Linked DNA regions of Homo sapiens: region 2 is linked to region 1. The links are chromatin loops, found by intact Hi-C in ENCODE. Cell type or tissue: spleen. All regions are shown on one strand. Links, peaks and the distances in the headings refer to the core of each region. The heading gives the core; the rest is flanking DNA. Region 1 overlaps FHDC1 (FH2 domain containing 1). Region 2 has its middle 77 kb from the start of TRIM2.

Region 1 (2,914 bases), core at 217-2,716:
CCCTCAGGTTTTCTCTTTGCACATTAAGTGTAATTAACCCAAGCCAAGATTAATTAGCAGCAGTTATTAATGTTAGTAGTAGAGTCTTGAAGTCTTAAAGGAAGGGCACATTAAATCATAATTTACCCTGGATTGTACATACTGAACAGTCCTTAATCTTTTCTGTAAAGGATAGGAGTTCCAAAATCTTTGTTAGGATAGATAGTTTTTAATTAATTTGAGTTTTAAAATGATGTACTTGCTCTTGAAACCTTATTCCTGCTTGGGCTGTTTTCAGGCCTCCTTTAGGACCTCTCTATACCCACTCCTAATTGACCTCATCGTGTTGTTAAGTGAGGATCAGATTTGACAGCGCATGTGAAAGTGCTCTGAAAAGCTTTAAATTGCTAACTAAATCAAAGTTAGGCACAAGGGAGGCTGCCAGCTCAGCTTCATGCAGTGGTGAGGTGGGAAACTGAATACAATTTTCTTAATATCTTCATTTCTCATTTAAAATTCAAAGGTGATTAGAAAATGCAAAGGGATTTTTCAAAGAAGCAAGTAAGCTGTCAAACCTCATATTTAAAAGAACTTTGTATTTTTGGGTTGTGTGGGGGTATAATTCAAAAGGAAGACTGTTGAGGGCAAAGTGATGAAAACCCATCCAGGCACTGCCTTGAATCCCCGAGACTCTGTCACCCCCAGTTAGCTAACCCGGGAGATGGGGTCCTGCTGAAATGAAAGTATTGGCCTGGGACCCTGAAGTGCCTTCCCAGCCACTGAACCAGGCAGCAGCTGTTTCTCCCCACAACCTCCTGCTGCGGGGTCATCCTCAGTCTGAATATCTGGCGTGCTTGGTCACACTTCGCCTCCTTGTTTACATTACTGACTCTGAGCTTCAGCTCACCACACCCTCCAAACTCAACTGGGAGTTTCCTTCAGCAGGAACACCCTGACAGTCCCCAGAGCCGGCAGGAGCCCCTTCCTAAACCCTCCCGGGTATCTGTGCTGTGGGAGGGGGTCTCGGGGAAAGCCGAAGCCGCTCCCTGACTGCTGCCCACTGTAAGGACAAACTTTTTTGTGTCCCCTGGCACCAGTCAGACCCAGGGCCAACCCTGGAGTCTTTGGGTCTCTGGATGGAGGTTGGAGGATGCGGAAGAGGCCAAGGAGGAGACAGGGCCAAATAAGAGAGGTTTAGGAATGTGGCAGAAATATGCTAATAAATTCGTAAGTGGACACATTACCACGTGGCTCTCAGCCTATGTGTAACGCTCTGTGCTCATTTTTAGCACAAGTAAGGACTAAACCTTTATTGAGTGCCCCCATGTACCAGGCACTGACTGGACAGGGCAGAATGAAGTGACTGAGCCTAGTGCCTGGCACATAAAAAAATCAATCATAGCTATGATTCTTTTGTGTATTTTTCATTTAATCCTTGCAGCAATGTTTTAAGACACTCCTTGTTTTACAAATGAGAAACTGAGGCTCACACAGGTTAGTTATACCTTGTCTGGTGTCACATGATTGCTGAGTGATACAGCAGCGGGGTGGACTTGAGCCCTGATTCCGCTGAGCCCAGTGTGGTTCTGCTGCACTCCACTGCCTGCCTTGGAGGAAGGAAGGGCAAAGGTTGTCAAAACCCCGCCTCGCGCTGCTGGCCTGCCAGCCTTTTCATCACCTCTGCTATCACAAAGTACTGGTGTGAATAAGTGTCACTTGAATAATACTGTAATCTTATCAGCATGCTGAAAGATATAAACGGAAACAGCCCTTTTCTCTCCTGCCTTCTCAGCTGACAAGCCGACCAAAGCCAAGGTTAATTCGTTGTTGAGAATTTCTCTGCCCTCTACCACAAATCTTTTATCTGGCATGTTTGTTCATCTTTCCTCTAATAGAGGTTCACACTTGCAGAGGAAGAAGGTGGGCCCAGAAATGAAACTCTGGGAGTGTGTTCTTGTCCAGCACGGAGTTCCCAAGCCAGGGAACACCCCCACCACGCCTGACCAGCCCTTCCTCTGTTGTGGGCTGGTGCTAGACGTGGTAGAAACTTTCTGTTCTCCTGAAGCAGTTTGAGTTGCCTCTGCTGGACATTTGTAGTATCTCTTTCCCACCTTCTTGGTTGACTCTGCTGCTGGGAAGGGAATGACAGGAAGCCCATGGGTCTTCTGTTGGGTGGGTGTGTTTGTGGGAAATCCTGCCATTTCAAGCCATGTGACTGGAATTAGATAGGATGAAGGAGGTGTGCCCTTTGGAGTGTGAGAGTCTCAAGGAGCCTGCTCTCACTGTTAGGACAGCAACCAGGCACAACCAGGGCCATAATGAGTGTCTCTTGGCTCAGCCCACAAAGTTATGCCTAACCATGTTTAATCAATGTTTTTTTTGGTAATGAGAATGCATAATAATTATAGGGTCTGTTCACCTTTCTTTTTTACTTCCCTGCCGCTGTGAAGATACAATAATCCCTCTTAAAGAACATAAATCTCATCTTGAAATTGAACAAAGAACTGTATACATGGCATTTAAATTAAATACGGTCTTTCCATCACCCTTCTCTTGAAATCCATACATTTTTTTTAGCTTTTTACATAAGTGAAGGAGATTAATCATTGTTCAGTTACAGTTTAGCACATGTTTAATAGAAACATTTACCGAGTTTACTTAGCATGACCTGTTCTTACACTTTAGACTGAAAACCATGCTGTGATTTTCAGAGGTTTCACACATGCTACATATATGGTCTTATACAACTTCCCTCTGCCCCTGCCCATATATAGTGAATTGTTCAACTCTAGCTCAGAAGGGATTAGAATTCATCGTGTAGGTTTCTCAGCACAGAAGCCAGGGACTGATTTGGGCTTAGCTAAACCAGAAGTGCCATGTGCCCTTAAATTTAATAAGGCTAAAAATGGTCAATTCACTTTGAGGCTCTACCAGT
Region 2 (2,914 bases), core at 129-2,628, 170 kb after region 1:
AAATTAGCTGGGCATGGTGTCTCGCATTTGTAGTCCCAGCTATTCGGGAGGCTGAAGTAGGAGGATCACTTGAGCCCAGAAATTCGAAGCTGCAGCAAACCATGATCATGCATCACTGCACTCCAGCCTGGGTGACAGAGCTAGACCCTGTCTCAACAAAAAGGCTGGGGAGACTCATTTAATTCAATACCTTAAGGTCCCCTAGGCCAGTAGATATCTGTATAGATAGAACTCCAAGGAGCTCAAAGCTTTTAACCTAATTGCTTCTAAATATACCTTTTGGAAAGGCATGCTGAAGTTAAATGTAATACTTTCAAACAGACCCTAAGAAAAAGCTGTGGCTGAATACTTCTCACACACGAATCTGATGGCTGTTTCCCGTTCTGGGTCTTTGCCCCAAATTCGCTAATGCCTCACTATAACTCATGCAGAGGAGCTTATTTTCCTAAGACTTCTTGCCTGTTGCTCTTCAGCACCGTTCACTCTCCTTTAGTCTGTTGGGGGACAGTTAACCCACCTTTCTGGGGCAGCCAGATCTACCTCTTTATAGGTTAAAAGCCCTGTTGTTTGCTGTAGAAAAGAAAATGCACAGGAGACCTCAGAAACTCATGTCAATATTAGGAGCTTGAAGACCCGTAAGTAAACAAGGGGGCTGGGTTTTCCTTTTGTGTGTTTGCTTTGAGTTGCCTGCTCTGAGATATTGCTATCTTTGCCTTTGCTGAGGAATATTTACTGCTTTCTTAAAAGCTGACCATGAAAGTGGCTATAACTAAGTTTTAAAAAGCTTTATCAGGCCAGGCGCCATGGCTCACGCCTGTAATCCCAGCACTTTGGGAGGCTGAGGTAGGCAGATCACTTGAGGTCAGGAGTTCGAGACCATCCTGGCCAACATGGAGCAACCCCATCTCTAGTAAAAATACAAAAACTTAGCTGGGCGTGGTGGTGCGCGCTTGTAATCTCAGCACTCGCGAGGCTGAGGCAGGAGAATCGCCTGAACCCGGGAGACGGAGGTTGCAGTGCAGCCGAGATTGCGCCACTGTACTCCAGCCTGGGCTACAGAGTAAGACTCTGTCTCAGAAAAAAAAAAAAAAAGCATTATCATTTGAGTGGAGCTATTCATGTGGATGAGATGCGTTTTTCACTGGTAATGAGAGCAAACAAAGTGAGGGGTGAGAATACGAGGCATTATTTGGGGGAATGCAGTGTCCCACCACGATCTTACAAAATGGAGCATCTATACTTTTGTCTCTACTATGTACTGGTTTTGGATTCAGCGATGCCCACCTGTATCTCATAACGGGAAAACACAACTCAGGCAGAATTGACTGTTGAATAAATAGGCATTACCCGGATGGAATTACACCAAGCAAACGATATCTGTTTTAAAAACAGCTGCTTTCCAGTTTGTTTTTTACAATGTAATATTCAGCCTGCCTGTGACCAGCTGTGGCTGAGTTGTAGGGTGTTCGTGGAGATTATGGGAGGCAGCGTTAAATGTTGCGTTTCTTTTGCTTTTTAAAATCCACCCTTTTGTTCTGTCCTCAGAGAGGAATGTGCATCTTTTGTTCTTAGCTACTCAGCTTCGGCCGGGTCTGGCGGCGCCTTTGAGTAACATGGGCAACGCGCGCCCTCTTCTGGACAATCCACTAATTGCAAATTCTGTAAAGCATTGGTCTGGTTATCAAGCGGGCCCTGAATTTGAATGTTCTTGGTAGAGAACACAAAAGAAATTATGACATGTTCCCTGCATTCAAAGGGCCTGCTTTTATGTTAGAAGATTAAACAGCTTGCTTTGGGATTTTCAGTGTGATTTGGAGAGACCAGAGAATATATTCTTTTAATCGTGTTTCTTAAAAAGGTATTTCTTTTATAGCCAAAATTTCATTTTAAAAATCTAACGATTTATTTTCTTTCTCTATTTGAATTATTTTTGAATTTATATGATTTAAACGGCTTCCTGGCCTGGCGCAATGGCTCTCACCTGTAATCCAAGCACTTTGGGAGGCTGAGGCAGAAGGATCGCTTGAGCCCAAGAGTTCCAGACCAGCCTGGGTAACATAGAGAGACCCTGTCTGTACAAAAAATACAAAAATTAGCCAGGCATGGCGGCCATTTCTCTAGTCCCAGCTACTCAGGAGGCTGAAGTGGGAGAGTCCCTTGAGCCTGGGAGTTCCAGGCTGCAGGGCACTGTGATCGCGCCCCTGCACCCCAGCTTGGACAACAGAGCAAGACCCTATCCCTAAAAAACAAACAAACAAAGCCTTCCTTTTAAAAGAGTAGAAACAAGATAAATAGCAAAGGTGTGTAGGACATTTGTTTTCAGTAAAGATAACTGGATCTTTAAAATCACTACATGAAGATCAATTATTCCATGTAAATCCCAAATAAAATCAATAATTTATCACAAAGTGCTTAGAGCAATATTCTCTACTCCCCTAAAGTCCTGTTTATCAAAAGTGAAACATTTATTTCAGTCTCTCCAGACTGAAGATTACAGAGCAAAATACTCTGTATTTACTTTTTTTTTTCACTCAGCCGAGAAGAGGGGAATAGAATCCCCATGGCCTTGCCATTCCCTTAACCTCACTTGTGGGACTGTTCAGTTTGTGGATCATCAGCAAATTTCTGGTCTATCACTCAGTAACATAAGACCTTGGGAAGATTACTTAAAGTTTGTAAATCTCAGTCTCACTATATGAAAAAGGGGGATAATAGTGGGGGGAATTAAATGAGCTAACCTGTGGTAGGTGCTGGGCCAGTGCCTTGCATTTAATAAATGTTCAATAAATGTTAGCCACCACCATCACCACCACCACTACCACCATCACCACAACTGCCACCATTACCCCCACCACCACTACTGTCACCACTGCCATCACCACCATCAGCATCACCACCACCATTACCACCACCA

What was found. Hi-C counts contacts between places; a loop is a spot of excess contacts. Peaks named below come from ENCODE experiments on the same cell type or tissue, not always from the same donor. Only the 100,000 strongest peaks of a DNase experiment are listed, where the experiment ranks them.
Region 2: it touches region 1 in a loop (2.3-fold over the local background); 2 of 110 quality-filtered maps call a loop at or near these places.

The regions. Positions count from the first base shown.
Region 1 is chr4:152,955,955-152,958,868 of GRCh38, forward strand. All of the region lies in intron 4 of FHDC1 (FH2 domain containing 1), which reads left to right. Among named protein-coding and RNA genes, the nearest start is that of FHDC1, 21 kb to the left of the region's middle. RefSeq lists an enhancer at 457-1,276. In spleen, for the core only: no CTCF peak of the experiment used is centred there; a DNase peak (open chromatin) is centred at 1,617; H3K27ac peaks cover 2,100 bases.
Region 2 is chr4:153,126,461-153,129,374 of GRCh38, forward strand. No RefSeq gene overlaps it. Among named protein-coding and RNA genes, the nearest start is that of TRIM2, 77 kb to the right of the region's middle. In spleen, for the core only: CTCF peaks have their summits at 1,667 (motif pointing left) and 1,871; a DNase peak (open chromatin) is centred at 1,611.